Regions from separate parts of the Homo sapiens genome. Here regions 2, 3 and 4 are each linked to region 1. The links are chromatin contacts, found by Hi-C or POLR2A ChIA-PET in ENCODE. All regions are on one chromosome and are shown on one strand. The core of a region is the stretch at or near the end of the contact, and the rest is flanking DNA. Distances in the headings are between cores, read along the strand shown. Region 1 holds the start of ARMC7 (armadillo repeat containing 7). Region 2 overlaps GRB2 (growth factor receptor bound protein 2). Region 3 holds the start of USH1G (USH1 protein network component sans). Region 4 overlaps OTOP3 (otopetrin 3).

Region 1 (3,648 bases), core at 690-3,189:
AGGCGGAGGTTGTAGTGAGCCGAGATCGCACCACTGTACTCCAGCCTGGCGACAGAGCGAGACTCCATCTCAAAAAGAAAAAAAGGGAGAAGACCAATGAGGGAAGATGGGGTGGCCCATCTGATTCAGCAATCCCCATCTAGCTGATTGCCTGCGAACCTCTAGAGAAGGTCTGGGGCAGTTCCTGGGCAGGGAGGGATGGAGCTTACTTCCATCCTCCCTGTTTCTGGGCTCCTATTTGCTGCTCTGTCCAGCAAGAGGCAGAGAAACCCCTTGGGCACCTAGGGGTAAGATGCACTTCCCAGGCTGCAGAGGCTCCCAAGAGAAGCCAAAGGGCTTTGGTGAGGGTCCTGGGGCCTAGGTACCCAGACTAAGTTAGAAACTCCTGCCTCAGAGGGTGTACATAGGGCAGGGGCTGACCACAAGGACCTGAAACCTCAGAGGTGAGGCCTGCTTCCAATGGGGCTGCAGCTGGCTGGAGTGTGACGGCCACTCTGCCTTCATCCGGGCCCAGGGCTTAAGATAATGGTCCTTGCCTTTGTCAGCCTAAATAACAGAGAGGCTCTCTCAAAGAAAATGATATCTATTTGGGCATAGGGCATTGCAATGGTAGTATCCATGCCATAGTAAACTATATGGGTATTCAGGGAGGTAAAGGAAGACAGGCTTTAAGGGAAAAAATAGGATTACATAATTGTTTTGAAATATTTATCCTTAGGTAGAAGGATTAATAACAAGGGTGACCGCTCAAGGTTGGACAAGCGGTTGCTGGGCAGATGGCCATTCAAAAGTATGTTTTGTGCAAGGTTGTGACGCCCTTTGTGCAAGGTTGTGGTTTTTGCAGAGTCTTTGTGATAGTTTTCATTATCAGGTATTTATGCACGAGAACCCTCTTGTCATGGGTTTCTTGGGCTGTGTCCGGGTTTTTTTGTTCTGTTTTTTAACACAAGTGACTCCATTTAGATTAACAACTTTTGCACTCTCAGGACACTCACAGCCTAAGCCACCTCTACCCCTACGTTGTCAAATGCGATGGGAGTGTGGCTAGACCACCTCCTTCCCTGGTGCTTTGTTTCCTGTAACCACGAGCAATCTATCACACACCCGCTTCCTGATAATCTCCGAGAAGGAATCGGCCGAAGGGCTTCAGCATCCAGAAAGCCCCGAAAGCGCCACAATCAAGGCTCCTCCTCGGGCTCCCCCGTGCTGCCCCGGGCGCGCGCCATCCACCCGGCTGACAAAAAGCACCAGGACATGACCCAGTACCCTTTGATTTCTGTCCAGAGGTGGCGGACCCACCTCGGGGCTGGGATGGAGGGCGGGTCGGGGTCGCTAGGCTTTTTGCAAAAGGGGCAAAGGACTGATGGGGGGCGTAAGGAGCTGACGCCCGCGCTCCAAAGGGGCGTCCTGGTCAAGGAGGATGGGCCGCGCCCCCGCCAGCCGTGGGGACCCTGGAGGTGCTTCTGCCTCGACGTCCTCCAACATGGGTGCTGCCAGACTCTGCTGCGCTCCTGAGTTGCTCCTGGCGGAATTCCAGCCACCCGACATGGGTGTCTCATTTTCGGCTTCTGGGCCATGTCGGGACGGCGGAGGACCCCGGGGGACCGGCGGGAGAGTGGGAAAGGTGGGGCGGGAAAGCCGAGCGAGGCCCTCACTCGCCCATCTGTTGGCGGGGGCGGCAAGTGGGTTTCTTTCTTGCGTTCAGATTTTGCAGTAATTTGCATCTGGACATGGGATACGGGAGGCCAGGCTGCTCCTCGCAGTACACCCACCCACGCCTGCACCTGCCTCAGCGAAGCCGCTCGCCGCTGGTTCCAGCACAGGCTAAAGAGCTTCGGCATCCAGAAAACCAGAAGCGCGCCGCGCACGCGCGCCAAGGAGTTCGGCGACGGCCCCGCCCCTTCGGGGGTAGGGACAGCGCGGCTTCCGCCGGGAGCCCGGAACCGAGCCCAGGAGCCGGGGACGGTGCGCCAGTGCCCCCTCCGCGAGCCCCAACCAGTAGACGGTTCCCTGTCTCCCGCGCCCCAATTTCGATTTTCAAACGCAACTCCTACAGGATTCTGAGACCCCGTCCCATCTCCCATATCCCATTTCCAGCTGCAAATTACTGCAGAATCTGAACCCAGGAAAGAAACCCATTTGCCGACCCCCTCTTCCCTCTCCAGACAGGTGGAGAGCGGGTGAGGGTCTCGCTCGGCTTTCCCCCTGCACCTTTCCCACCCTCCCGCCCGTCCCTGGGGGTCCTCCGTCACCGCGGCCATGGCCCAGAAGCCGAAGGTGGACCCCCACGTCGGGCGGCTGGGATACCTGCAGGCGCTGGTCACGGAATTCCAGGAGACCCAAAGCCAAGGTGAGAGCCACGGTGGGATCAGGTGGCAGGGTCCGCTGTGACCGCCGCCCGGACCTGGCTTCAGTGCCGCTTTCCCGTTGCAGACGCCAAGGAGCAAGTCCTCGCCAACCTCGCCAACTTCGCTTATGACCCCAGCAACTACGAGTATCTGCGGCAGCTGCAGGTCCTGGATTTATTTCTCGATTCGCTGTCGGAGGAGAATGAGACCCTGGTGGAGTTTGCTATTGGTAAGGGCGGGGCCCGTTCCCTAGATGCCTAAATGGGCCAGGGTGAGATAAGTGAATTAGAAGTGAGTCCTTGGGGCCGGGCGTGGTGGCTCACACCTGTAATCCCAGCAGTTTGGGAAGCTAAGGCGGGCGGATCACCTGAGGTCATGAGTTCGAGACCAGCCTGGCCCACATGGCGAAACCCCGTCTCGTACAAAAATTAGCTAGACGTGGTGGAGAGTGCCTGTAATCCCAGCTACTAGTGAGCCTGAGGCAGGAGAAGCTTGAACCCAGGAGGCAAATGTTGCAGTGAGCTGAGATCGTGCCACTGCACCACAGCCTCGGGGACAAGAGTGAGACCCCGTCTCAAAAAAAAAAAAAAAAAAAAAAAAGCCGCACACAGTGGTGTGCACCTGTAGGCCCAGCTACTCTGGAGACTGAAGCAGGAGGTATTGCTTGAGTCTGGGAGGCAGAGGCCGAAGTGAGCTGAGATTGTGCTACTGCACTCCAGCCTGGGCGACAGAGTGAGACCATGTCTCAAAAAAATATGTTTTAAAAAGAGCAGTTTTGTAGCCGGGCGCGGTGGCACACACCTGTAATACCAGCACCAGCACTTTGGGAGGCTGAGGTGGGCGGATCACCTGAGGTCAGGAGTTCAAGATCAGCCTGGCCAACATGGTGAAACCCCATCTCTAACTAAAAATACAAAAATTAGCCGGGCATGGTGGTGGGCGCCTGTAATCCCAGCTACTTGGGAGGCTGAGGCAGGAGAATCGCTTGAACCCGGTAGGCAGAGGTTGTAGTGAGCCAAGATGGCACCACCGCACCCCAGCCTGGGCAACAGTGAGACTCTGTCTCAAAAAAAAAAGCAATTTCAGGCGGGTGAGGTGGCTCACACCTTTAATCTCAGCACTTTGTGAGGCCGAAGCAGGGAGATCACTTGAGTTCCGGAGTTCAAGACCAGCCTGGGCAACATGACAAAACCCCATCTCTGCTTTAAAAAAAAAAAAAAAAAAATTAGTCTGGCGTGGTGTCCCAGCTACTCAGGAGGCTGAGGTGGGAGGATTGCTTAAGCCTGGGAGGTCAAGGCTG
Region 2 (3,648 bases), core at 372-2,871, 210 kb after region 1:
TAAAGAGTCCAGGCCGGGTGCGGTGGCTCACACCTGTAATCCCAACACTTTGGAGGCCGTGGTGGGCAGATCACCTGAGGTCGGGAGTTCGAGACCAGCCTGGCCAACATGGAGAAATCCCATCTCTACTAAAAATACAAAAGTAGCTGGGCATGATGGTGCATGCCTGTAATCCCAGCTACTCGGGAGGCTGAGGCAGGAGAATCACTTGAACCTGGGAGGCCGAGGTTGTGGTGAGCTGAGATCGCGCCATTGCACTCCAACCTGGGTAACAAGAGTGAAACTCTGTCTCAAAAAAAAAAAAAAAAAGAGTCCATGTGCCCTGAACCCTACCAAATAAAAACAGCCGTACTTAAGACAAAGGAGTGTGACTTAACATCCTTTGAATAAAAAAATAATTAAAATCTTATATGCAGGAAGAAGGTGAGGAGGGCTGGAAATACTTTCAACAATTCTCTCGTAACTGGGAATAGTTCAAAGTAATGTTTTCCATTCAGGAATTTTAGCTCCACTCATGGGGAAAAGGTCTCTGAACAAAAGGACGTACTGGGACAATAAAAGAGGCCCAGACTTCAAAACCCAAAAGCTTCTCCATCACTAGATCACACCCTTTTATACTGGCAAGCAAAACCGGCAACAGCGTGGCTGGCTGGTACTAGCTCACAGGGTCTGTCACAGGATATTTGGCTAAAACACCAGCCTAGCGAGGGCGCTTCTGCCTGTCCTGTTCACCTGGCCGGGCACTCTCGGCATTCTCGGCCGGATGCGGTGGCTCATGCCTGTAATCCCAGCACTTTGGGAGGCCGAGGTGGGCGGATCATAAGGTCAGGATATCGAGACCACCATGGCTAACACAGTGAAACCCCGTCTCTACTAAAAATACAAAAAATTAGCCAGGTGTGGTGGCAGATGCCTGTAGTCACAGCTACTCGGGAGGCTGAGGCAGGAGAATGGTGTGAACCCGGGAGGAGGAGCTTGCAGTGAGCCGAGATTGGGCCACTGTACTCCAGCCTGTGCGACAGAGTGACACTCCATCTCATTAAAAAAAAAAAAAAAAAAAAAGGCATTCTCTGAGAGTGCTTGTTCAATGAATGAATGAGTCCCTCCTCTCCTTCAGTCTTTCAGCTGATGGAAACCAAAGGCTTCAGAAAATCAATCCGGCAGGTGGCAGCACTGAGCCTCAAGGAAGCCACTCAGCACAAGATGCCTCGCATTTGGAAAAAATACTGCTTTACATGTTAAGACAAAATGTGGAAGGTGAGAAAGCTTCATTAGCAAGGGTATATTCCACGGCACTTCTGGCCCCACAGAGGCCCACTTCCACCCATGCAATGCAGGTGGTTTCTAAGAGCCCAGGGCCCCAATAATGAGCAGTGTTTCAAATCACAGGCTCAAAACATCCTAAAACTAAGAAACATCTGACAACTGTTGATTCTTGAACCTTTTTTGCAGAGGTGTGTGTGTTGTTAAAGAGAGTCATGACACCTGCTTTGCTTCTAAAACAATAAATGCATTAAATCCTTAAAAGATTCTACTTGAGAAAATGGAAGTTTGAGAGTTTCTGCTGAGCAAACAGGCAGCGTCCAGCCGAGCACGTGGCTGCCCCCGTGGTTTTGGCCACCACCCAGTGATTTACTGCTTGTTCCCCTCATCTTATAAGGTTTCAGTTACACTTGGGTCAGTATAAAACTAAAGAAAGACAGGTGTCACACATGTTTTTCTTTTCTTTTTTTTTTTTTTTTAAAGATGGATGGAGTCTTGCTCTTTCACCCAGGCTGGAATGCAATGGCTCAGTCTCGGCTCACTGCAACCTCTGCCTCCTAGGTTCAAGTGATTCTCCTGCTTCAGCCTCCGGAGTAGCTGGGAATACAGGCATGTGCCACCACGCCTGGCTAATTTTTGTATTTTTTTAGTAGGGACAGTGTTTCACCATATTGGTCAGGCTGGTCTCAAACTCCTGACCTCATGATCGGCCCGCCTCAGCCTCCTAAAGGGCTGGGATTACAGGCATGAGCCACCATGCCGGGCCACAACTATAAATTTAAAATCTACGTTTCAAAAAAAAAATCTACATTTTAATCACACATTAAGTGGTTCTAAAACCAAATAAGATATTCAGTTTGTTTGTTTGTTTTGGGAGACACAGTCTTACTCTGTCACTCAGGCTGGAGTGTAGTGGCACGATCTTGGCTCATCTGCCTCTCGGGTTCAAGTGATTCTTCTCTCTCAGCCTCCTGAGTAGCTGGGATTACAGGCACACGCCACCACGCCGAGGCCATTTTTGTATTTTTTTTTTTTTTTTTTTTTTTAGTAGAGACAGGGTTTTACCATGTTCGCCAGGCTGGTCTCGAACTTCTGACCTCAGGTGATCTGCCTGCCTCGGCCTCCCAAAGTGCTGGGATTACAGGTGTGAGCCACCGCACCCAGTTTTTTTTTTTTTTTTTTTTTTTTTTTTGGAGACAGAGTTTTGCTCTTCGCCCAGGCTAAAGTGCAATGGCGCCATCTCGCCTCACTACAACCTCCGCCTCCTGGATTCAAATGATTCTCTGGCCTCAGCCTCCCAAGTAGCTGGGACTACAGGTGTGTGCCACTATGCCTGGGTTATTTTCTATTTTTAGCAGAAACAGGGTTTCACCATGTTGGCCAGGCTGGTCAGTTCATTTTTGAAATGGAAAAGTCTCACGCTTTACATCAGTTATAAATGGGAAATGGTGGCTGGAAGCAGTGGCTCCAGCCTGTAATCCCAGCACTTTGGGAGGTCGAGGTGGGTGGATCACCTGAGGTCAGGAGTTCAAGACCAGCCTGGCCAATATGGCAAAACCCCATCTCTACTAAAAATACAAAAATAAGCCGGGCGTGGTGTCAGGCACCTGTAATCCCAGGTACTCGGAGGGTGGGGCAGGGAGAACTGCTTGAACCTGGGAGGTGGAGGTTGCAGTGAGCTGAGGCATGCCATTGGACTCCAGCCTGGGGGACAGAGCGAGACTCTGTCTCAAAAATAAGTAAATAAAATAAAAGGAAAATGGTTTTCTATCCCCCATTCAAAAACAAAACAATCTTAATGTAATCTAAACTAAGTAGTGATCTGAGTGTTGAATCTAATTACTTCTTTATATATAACTGATGAAGTGATCTGCCGGACTCCTGGGGAGGGTCCTATGATAATACATTAACTAGAAAATAACTGAAAGTAAAAAACATGGAAATAACAATTTAATTCAAAATCCCGACTTCACAGCTGAGGTGTGAATTGTTTAGAATCTTCAAGTGCTGGTTTCTATTCTCCACACTCTCCATGGCGGCAGAACTTCCTGTCTTCTCCATTCCCTGCTTACCCGCTCCCTTTCACACCTGAACTTTCCACCGGGGAAATGCAAGCCCCACATCCCCTGCAGCAGCCTTCTTAAGTGACTGTGAGGGCCTAGGATGGGGCTGGTTGATTTAAGTCAGTGGACCTGAGCAAGGCAAGCCAAGGCAGCCGACAGGCGCTCCACTATCCCATTAGAGAGAGCTGCGGGAATCCCTTGGAGGGCAGAAGCTCAGGAGTGCTGGGCACTAGGGAAAACTGGCAGGCTCCAGCTGGCTGCAGGGAGCTGCTGCTCACCTCCTGAAGGCTGTGTCCACATGGGAATCTACATCCAGTGCTTC
Region 3 (3,648 bases), core at 449-2,948, 190 kb before region 1:
CCAGGGCTGGGGGAAGAATCACTCCCTTGTCTCAACAGCTCCCCACACACCCCTTCCTGGGCCTCCCCTCCTGGCCGCCAAGTCCTGCAGGCCAGTGTGGGAAGGACCTGCCAGCACCCAACCCACAACCCATCAAACACCAATCCTGGTCTCTGGAGGAGTTGGGGCTTGGTGTACCCAAGGGGAGCCCTCTTCCCCTCCTCTCATGAGCCTCTCTGAAGGGATGGCAGGGACAGTGTCACTGTGTGCCCTCCTGGGGTGGGGAAGGGCCAGCCAGCCTTGGCCTCACGGGACATGGTTCAGCTGCCCAGGCTTCAAGGCTGCTCCCACCTGATGCTGGGCCCAAGGAGCAGCCCAAGGAGAGGGCAAGAAGGAGGGGTCTCCAGCACCTACTACATGTTCAGGCACTGGCCAGTACCTGGTACCGGGGCCAGCTAAGCCCCTGGCCCTCTCTCCCATGACCTGAGACTTCATATCAACCTTCCTGGGGTGTCCTGTCCAGGCTGCCCTGATGCCCAGACCAACCTGACTTCTCTTTATAAAGCCACTGGGGCTGAGGGAGTTGGTCACAGTCATTTGACTTTAGCCCCAAGGAACCCATATCAGTGGCTCTGGTCCTGGAGGTGGCTCAACTGCCACCTCCAGGCCCCTTCCCTGGCACTGACACCTGCACTGTATGCCCACCCCCCCACCCAGGACAACTCCAAAGGGAGGGGGAGGGAAGAGAAGCCCCTTCAGGGTGACCACATCACAGCCTCCACCATTGCTTAGCTGTGCCCGGCTGTGGGGGAGGGACTTGGAGAGAGTTAATGGAGTGGCTGAATCAGTGACATTTGGCGCCCTGGACAGTGTCCATAAATCCCCAAAATGAGCAGGTTGAGGGCAAGCGCTGTGTGACACCAGCCTGCCGGAGAACGTGGGTGCTGGCTGGCAGAGCCCTTTGGATCAAGGCTGGAGAGTGGGCAGTGGAGACCCCTCCCTTTCTAGCCCCCACTGCTGGCCCCTCGAGACTTCCTAACCTTCTCTCCGAGTCTCACTATCCCCTCACTCTTGCTTCCAGGGGGACCCCAGCCAGGGGATCTCTCCCACCTTCCCCTCACTCTGCAGCAACCCCCCATAATCAGGAACCCCCAAATCCCGGTTTCTCCCCTCCTAGCCCCAGATCCAGGTCACAAGTGTTAACAAGTGTCAGATGCCTCCGCTTGGGTCCCCTCAACATGTGTCTCTCCCACAAACGCCAGGGTCTAAGGGTCCGCCTGTCTGCAGGGGAAGGAGGCAGCTCAGAGGAGTGGTGGACGAGGAAGTTTGGGGTGGTCTCAGGGGCCTCAAGGGCACTGGGTGGGGCGTACTCACCCGCGGCTCACAATGAGACGCAGCGACTCGAGGTTGCCATGGTAGGCAGCCCAGAGAGTGGGGGTCATGCCATCCTCGTCGGGGGCATTCAGCTCCTTTCGGGTGGCCTCCTTGAGGAGCTCCAGGTAGCCATCCCGGGCTGCCCGGTGGTACTGGTCGTTCATGGCGCCCGAAGTGGACGGGGCGGGCGGGGGACACGGAGAAAGGCCCCCCGCAGGGGAGGGCGGCGGTATTAGGGCTGAGGCATGAGGTTGGAGGACGGGGCCGGGCAGGGGCCGGGGCCGCCAGCCCCCGCTGCCGCAGACGGAGGGTGCGGAGCGCCAGAGCCGCGACTACCAAGACATCTGAAACGCTCACCCGGGGGCGGGGGCGGAGGGGGCGGGGGACGAAATCTCCCGCTGTCCAGGGAGCCGCCCCCGGTCTTCCCCTGGGTCCTAAACACCCTGCATGCACCTCAATACACGAGGGTGACCCACGCAAGGCCCTGTCCTCCTCTTCAAAAGTGCCCACCCCGGGGCCGCGCACTGTGACGCCCAGTCCGGGGACAGTCAGAGATCTGTCCTCACTAGAGCCTGGGGCGCTGTGGCTCCGTATTTCTCCACCTGTCAGTGGAACGAACCGAGAGCTGGGGAGGGGTGCCGGAGGGCGGGGTGGGGGAGCCGTCCTGAGCCCCAGGACAGTGGACCTAAGAAGGGGCACCGTGACCGACCGCGGTTCGGTCAGCGAGTGGGACGGGCCAGGCCGCCGCCGCCTGAACGGAGTCCCTCGACCGCACTCCAGCAGGGGGCGCTGGAGGACTGGCAGCGGCTCCGCGTGCCGCGTGGAACTTCGCACCCAAGCCCCGGAGTCCAACGGAGCGCGGGCCGGCGGCGGGGGCGGGCAGGGCGGTGGGATAGAGGAAAGGGGAGCTTGGATCACTGCGAGGACCGTGGGGGAGAGGGGAACTGGGGTTGCCATCCCAGGCAGGAGCACAGGAGCACAGGATTCAGGGTGCGCCGCGGCTGGAGGGCGTCAGGGTGCCCGCAGGCTTTTTGGACGTCTCTTGAGCTTAGCTCTCGGGGCTCTGGGCGCCTGGAATGCTGCGCGCCAGGGCGCGGTGGGCACCAGGGGCGGGGTGCCCTCTAGGTGCCGCAGTGCGGGGCCGCGCCCGAGCCTGGCCGCACCGGGGTGACGGAGTGGGGTCGCCTCTCAAAGGGTAAATATGAATCTTGCCTTATCTGGCTCCAGCGGGCTCTTCCCTAAATTCACCTTGGAGAAAGATGGATCATGTGAGCGGGACTGAGAGCTTTATGGAGCCAAACTCCCGCAGCTGTAAATCACCCTGTCCTCCTGGGTATAAAGCGCCTGTCCATCTCGGCGTGGGAGAGAGGAGACGCTCGCCGTCCCCTGACCCCCAGCTCAGCGCCGGCTCCAAGCCCAGCCAGGTGGGTGCCCCGGGCCGGAGGGCAGTCGGACTTGGGGAGTGGGGACCTTGGAGGGGTCCAACCGGGTGCTGCCGCTTCTCCTTTCTTCCCATCCAGCGAGAGGGGCAGGTTCCGCATTTTCTCTTCCCCTTTCCCAGCGCTTCCTCCAGCACCCGAAGCCCCAACCCTGCGGGTCAGGAACTCCCTAGTCCCCAAGTCTAGGGATGAGATGGGGGAAGGAGAGCCGTCAGGGTTGACCTGGAGTTTTGTCCGCTCCTCCCCTACAGTGATCCCTCTAGCCTTCTCCAGTCGCCTCCGCCATGTCCGAGGAGCTGGCCCAGGGCCCCAAGGAGAGCCCCCCGGCGCCGCGTGCGGGCCCCAGGGAGGTGTGGAAGAAGGGTGGCCGCCTGCTGTCGGTGCTGCTGGCGGTGAACGTGCTGCTCCTCGCCTGCACGCTCATCAGCGGCGGAGCCTTCAACAAGGTGGCCGTGTACGACACCGACGTGTTCGCGCTGCTCACTGCGATGATGCTGCTGGCAACGCTCTGGATCCTCTTCTACCTCCTCCGAACCGTGCGCTGCCCCTGCGCGGTACCCTACCGGGACGCGCACGCTGGCCCCATCTGGCTCCGAGGTGCCAGGGGAGGTGGGGGCGAGGTAGGGTGGGCACAACAGGGAGCTGCAGGCTAGGGCTCTCGCAGGAGTTGCAGAGTGCAGATTGACATACGAGGGCGAGAGGCTCCCTAGGGAGGACCAGGAGGACCGGAGGGTGAAGTGGGCTGCAGTTAGGGAAAAAGAGGAAGGTAAGGGGTCCTGGGGGAGGGATGAATAGAGGGATGGAAGGGGACCTCTTTGCCCCCGGTCTGAAGATTAGAGAAGGCTGGCTGAGGGAG
Region 4 (3,648 bases), core at 401-2,900, 170 kb before region 1:
GGGCGACAGAGTGAGACTCTGTCTCAAAAAAAAAGAATACAATCGGCCAGGCGCGGTGGCTCACACCTGTAATCCCAGCACTTTGGGAGGCCGAGGTGGGTGGATCACAAGGTCAGGGGATCGAGACTAGCTGAGACCATCCTGGCTAACACAGTGAAACCCTGTCTCTACCAAAAATACAAAAACAAAATTAGCTGGGCGTGGTGGCAGGCGCCTGTAGTCCCAGCTACTCAGGAGGCTGAGGCAGGAGAATGGTGTGAACCCGAAAGGCAGATCTTGCAGTGAGCCGAGATTGCGCCACTGCACTCCAGCCTGGGCGACAGAGCGAGACTCCAAAAAACAAAAAAGAAAAGAATACAATCTCCAGCTTCCTCTTAGGTTTCTCTTGTCACCAGGCATTGTGTTGGGTGCTTCGTTCCCGCAGTCTTATTTCCCCCAACAAGAAAGCACTTCCCCAAAGGGTGGGCTTTTTGGTCCCTTTTCCCAGCTGAGGCAACTAAGGCTCAGAGATGGTTTGCCACTGATTCAATACCACACAGCAAGAAGCAGTAGAGCCAAGATTCCGACCCAGTCTTTCTCCCTGTGTCTTTCACTGTAAATACACGCATGCGCCCCAGGAACTCACACTGTGGTCCCACCACCTCCACCAGCCCCTGGGCTCAAGGCCCTGTCTCTTTCAGACCTGGGTGCTCTGGAAACACTGCAAAGACTGTGTTCGGGTCCAGACCAACTTCACTAGGTAAGACTTCTCTCCCTCCCAAACCCTCTGGCCTCTCTGTCCTCCCCACCACTTCCCTGGTCAGGGTGGCCGCGGGGCTATAGGTTAGTCTGGGATGTGTCCTAGGTGGCCCCAGGGCTGCCTCTTGTGTCCTAGTGCCAGTGTGACACTAGGGAGTGAGTGGTTGGGAGTGAGTGGTTGCCCCAACAACAGTGGATGGTGAGGGTTTGGCACCTGGGGAGCCGGCCAGGGTGTGTGAGAAGAGTGTGGCATTTCCCCCAGGTGTGGCCTGATGCTGACCCTGGCCACAAACCTGCTGCTGTGGGTTCTGGCCGTTACCAATGACTCCATGCACCGAGAGATCGAAGCTGAGCTTGGCATCCTCATGGAAAAATCCACAGGTATGGAAAGGAGACCAGGTCTTCCTTGCCCTGAAACACACACACACACACACACACACACACACACACATAAACGCTACACTCTCTAAAACAGGTGAGGCTCAGTAGGTCTATAGAGTTGGGAGCAAACTCTAGAGGCCAGATTAGGAATCAACAGAAAACTGAAGTTTGCCAGTGGTCCCCATCCCACCCCATCAGGTGCTGACGCCCTGCACCCAACTCCAGGTGTCCAGCTAGCCATCAGCAAGCCAGCCACTGATCCTGGCTGAGAGAGCCACTAAGTCCTTCAGGTATGCACCCCGCCCGTGGCATTTGCATTTTACTTGCAAGCAACTCAACAGCCTCCCGGCTGAAAGGAATATCTTCCTAACACAATTTTAGGTGCCTGGCCTCATCAATCAGGTGGGACGGAAGATATCTGGACAGAAAAAAACTCCCAAGATTGTCCCATATGCCTCACCTCCTATCCTAGAGGCTGCATCCCATACCCTACATGGGAACACTGCTCTGTGGGATTGAGCCACACCTGTATGTACATGCCCCACCCCGCCCCGGGTGGCATCACCATCACGCCCTGCAGCCCAGCCCTCCCAGCACATCCACACATTCACATACCCGCTGCATCAGTCACGACACGCCTGTGTACTGTGAGCATTCTATATACTCTGCTTGCATTTCTCAGAAAAGCTGTGCAAAGAGAGAATTTTTGCCAAGTGACATCATGGATTTTGAAATTATAAAATAATTCAGGGCTGGGCACAGTGGCTCACGCCTATAATCCCAGCGCTTTGGGAGGCCGAGGCAGGCAGATCACCTGAGGTCAGGAGTTTGAAACCAGCCTAGCGAACATGGCGAAACCCCGTCTCTACTAAAAATACAAAAATTACCCAGGCATGGTTGTGGGTGCCTGTAATCCCAGCTACTCAGGAGGCTGAGGCATGAGAATCGCTTGAACCCGGGAGGCGGAGGTTGCGGTAAGCCGAGATCGCACCATTGCACTCCAGCCTGTGTGACAAGAGTGAAACTGTCATAAAACAAAATAAAATAAGATTCAAGCATTACAAATGAGTAGAAGAACAAGACATACCCATCATCTAGGCATAATAATTATTAATATTTGGCCATATTTATTTATTTTTAATTTTTGCTGAAGTACTTAAATTACAGAAATCATGACATTATATCTCAAAATATTTCAGCATGCATCTTTTTTTCTTCTTTCTTTCTTTTTTTTTCTTTTTGAGACAGGGTGTCGCTCTGTCACCCAGGCTGGAGTGCAGTGGTGAAATCATAGCTCACTACAGTTTCAAACTTCTGGGCTCAAGCGATCCTCCCACCTCAGCCTCCTGAGTAGCTGGGACTACAGGCACATGCCAGCACACCCAGCTAATTTTTAAAATTTTTGTAAAGATGGAGTCTCACAAAAAAATTTCTGAGCCCAGACTCATCTCAAACTACTGGGTTCAAGTGATCCTCCCTCCTCAGCTTCCCAAAGTGCTGGGATTATAGGCATGAGCCACCATGCCGGACCCAGTGTACATCTCTTTAGAAAGAGATGTATTCCCCCACATGACCACAATGCTATTACAATTGTTAACAAAATCCTTTAGCTTCATTCTGTCCTCTAAATCAATCTATATCCCACTTTCTCCAGTTAGCCCCAGAAATGTCTTTTACAGACGGTTTGTTCAAACATGCAATGCATTTGGTTAAGTCTAAATTGGTGTTTTCCCACTGACCTTGAGACTTGTCAGGTTGCTTCCTCCTGGCAGTGTTTAACTCACATCCCTCTCCCCTACTTTTCCTTGGAACGGGAAGTATAGACAAAATCTTGATTAGATTCAGGTTAGATATTTTCGGCCCCAGCTTCTTCCAGGTGATGCTGTGTGCTCTGAGGGACAGGGATGGCAAGGTACTAATGACTGATGACCTGACCCTGAGTGCTGCTAAGGCCGATGGCTGGGTTCCGCTGTCACAGCCACGGGTTTTCCCTTGAGCCCAGGAAGTAATCTGTGGAGGTGACATTTGACACCAGAGACATCATGTGAGGGTTCTTGGGGTTTCGGTTTTTGGTTTATTTGAGACACACTCTCACTCTGTCACCCAAAGTGGAATACAGTCATGGGAACACGGCTCACTGCAGCCTCAACCTTCCAGGCTCAAGTGATCCTCCCACCTCAGCCTCCCAAATAGCTGGGACTACAGATGTGTGCCATCCGGCTAATGTTTTTTGTTAGTTTTTGTTTTTTGTTTTTTGTGGTTTTTTTTTTTGAGATGGAGTTTTGCTCTGTCGCCCAGGCTGGAGTGCAATGGCACAATCTTGGCTCACTGCAACCTCTGCCTCCCGGTCTCAAGCCATTCTTCTGCCTCAGCCTCCCGAGTAGCTGGGATTACAGGCACGTGCCACCATGCCCAGCTAATTTTTGTATTTTTAGTAGAGACGGGGTTTCACCATGTTGCCCAAGCTGGTCTTGAACTCCTGACCTCAGGTGATCCACCTGCCTCAGCCTCCCAAAGTGTTGGGATTAC

The links. Hi-C counts contacts between places; a loop is a spot of excess contacts on that map. ChIA-PET counts read pairs that join two places held with the same protein, here RNA polymerase II (POLR2A). Pooled maps may share reads with other maps.
Region 2: a loop to region 1 is called in a pooled map, with 2.6 times the contacts of the local background. The contact joins the enhancer-like site here to the promoter of ARMC7 in region 1. A Hi-C loop is called at or near these places in 4 of 50 pooled maps. POLR2A ChIA-PET finds 5 or more read pairs at or near these places in 7 of 52 experiments (B cell, BJ, CD8-positive, alpha-beta T cell and 4 more).
Region 3: a pooled map shows a loop between it and region 1 (3-fold over the local background). The contact joins the promoter of USH1G here to the promoter of ARMC7 in region 1. A Hi-C loop is called at or near these places in 2 of 37 single-sample maps with no recorded cell type and 4 of 50 pooled maps. POLR2A ChIA-PET finds 5 or more read pairs at or near these places in 3 of 52 experiments (BJ, K562 and activated CD4-positive, alpha-beta T cell).
Region 4: a pooled map shows a loop between it and region 1 (2.1-fold over the local background). The contact joins the enhancer-like site here to the promoter of ARMC7 in region 1. A Hi-C loop is called at or near these places in 1 of 168 maps with a recorded cell type or tissue (heart left ventricle) and 2 of 50 pooled maps. POLR2A ChIA-PET finds 5 or more read pairs at or near these places in 6 of 52 experiments (HEK293T, K562, Panc1 and 2 more).

The regions. Positions count from the first base shown.
Region 1 is chr17:75,108,030-75,111,677 of GRCh38, forward strand. It overlaps ARMC7 (armadillo repeat containing 7), which reads left to right and starts at 1,940. Exons shown (of 3, transcript NM_024585.4): 1 at 1,940-2,350; 2 at 2,434-2,577. The coding sequence starts at 2,260. It also overlaps a transcript of SLC16A5 not described here. RefSeq lists a silencer at 1,931-2,010.
Region 2 is chr17:75,322,081-75,325,728 of GRCh38, forward strand. All of the region lies in intron 4 of GRB2 (growth factor receptor bound protein 2), which reads right to left. Among named protein-coding and RNA genes, the nearest start is that of SLC25A19, 34 kb to the left of the region's middle. RefSeq lists an enhancer at 1,178-1,367. Within about 2 kb of position 1,622, at least 8 of the 41 ENCODE cell types and tissues checked have a DNase peak (open chromatin) inside an H3K27ac peak, as active enhancers do; they include OCI-LY7, where a contact is called at or near this core.
Region 3 is chr17:74,921,557-74,925,204 of GRCh38, forward strand. It overlaps USH1G (USH1 protein network component sans), which reads right to left and starts at 1,699. Exons shown (of 3, transcript NM_173477.5): 1 at 1,354-1,699. The coding sequence starts at 1,517. It overlaps OTOP2 (otopetrin 2), which reads left to right and starts at 2,717. Exons shown (of 7, transcript NM_178160.3): 1 at 2,717-2,777; 2 at 3,044-3,389. The coding sequence starts at 3,077. RefSeq lists a silencer at 2,653-2,836.
Region 4 is chr17:74,942,606-74,946,253 of GRCh38, forward strand. OTOP3 (otopetrin 3) reads left to right here. Exons shown (of 7, transcript NM_001272005.2): 4 at 681-739; 5 at 1,001-1,119. Among named protein-coding and RNA genes, the nearest start is that of OTOP3, 8.5 kb to the left of the region's middle. RefSeq lists an enhancer at 823-2,022. Within about 2 kb of position 1,651, at least 3 of the 41 ENCODE cell types and tissues checked have a DNase peak (open chromatin) inside an H3K27ac peak, as active enhancers do.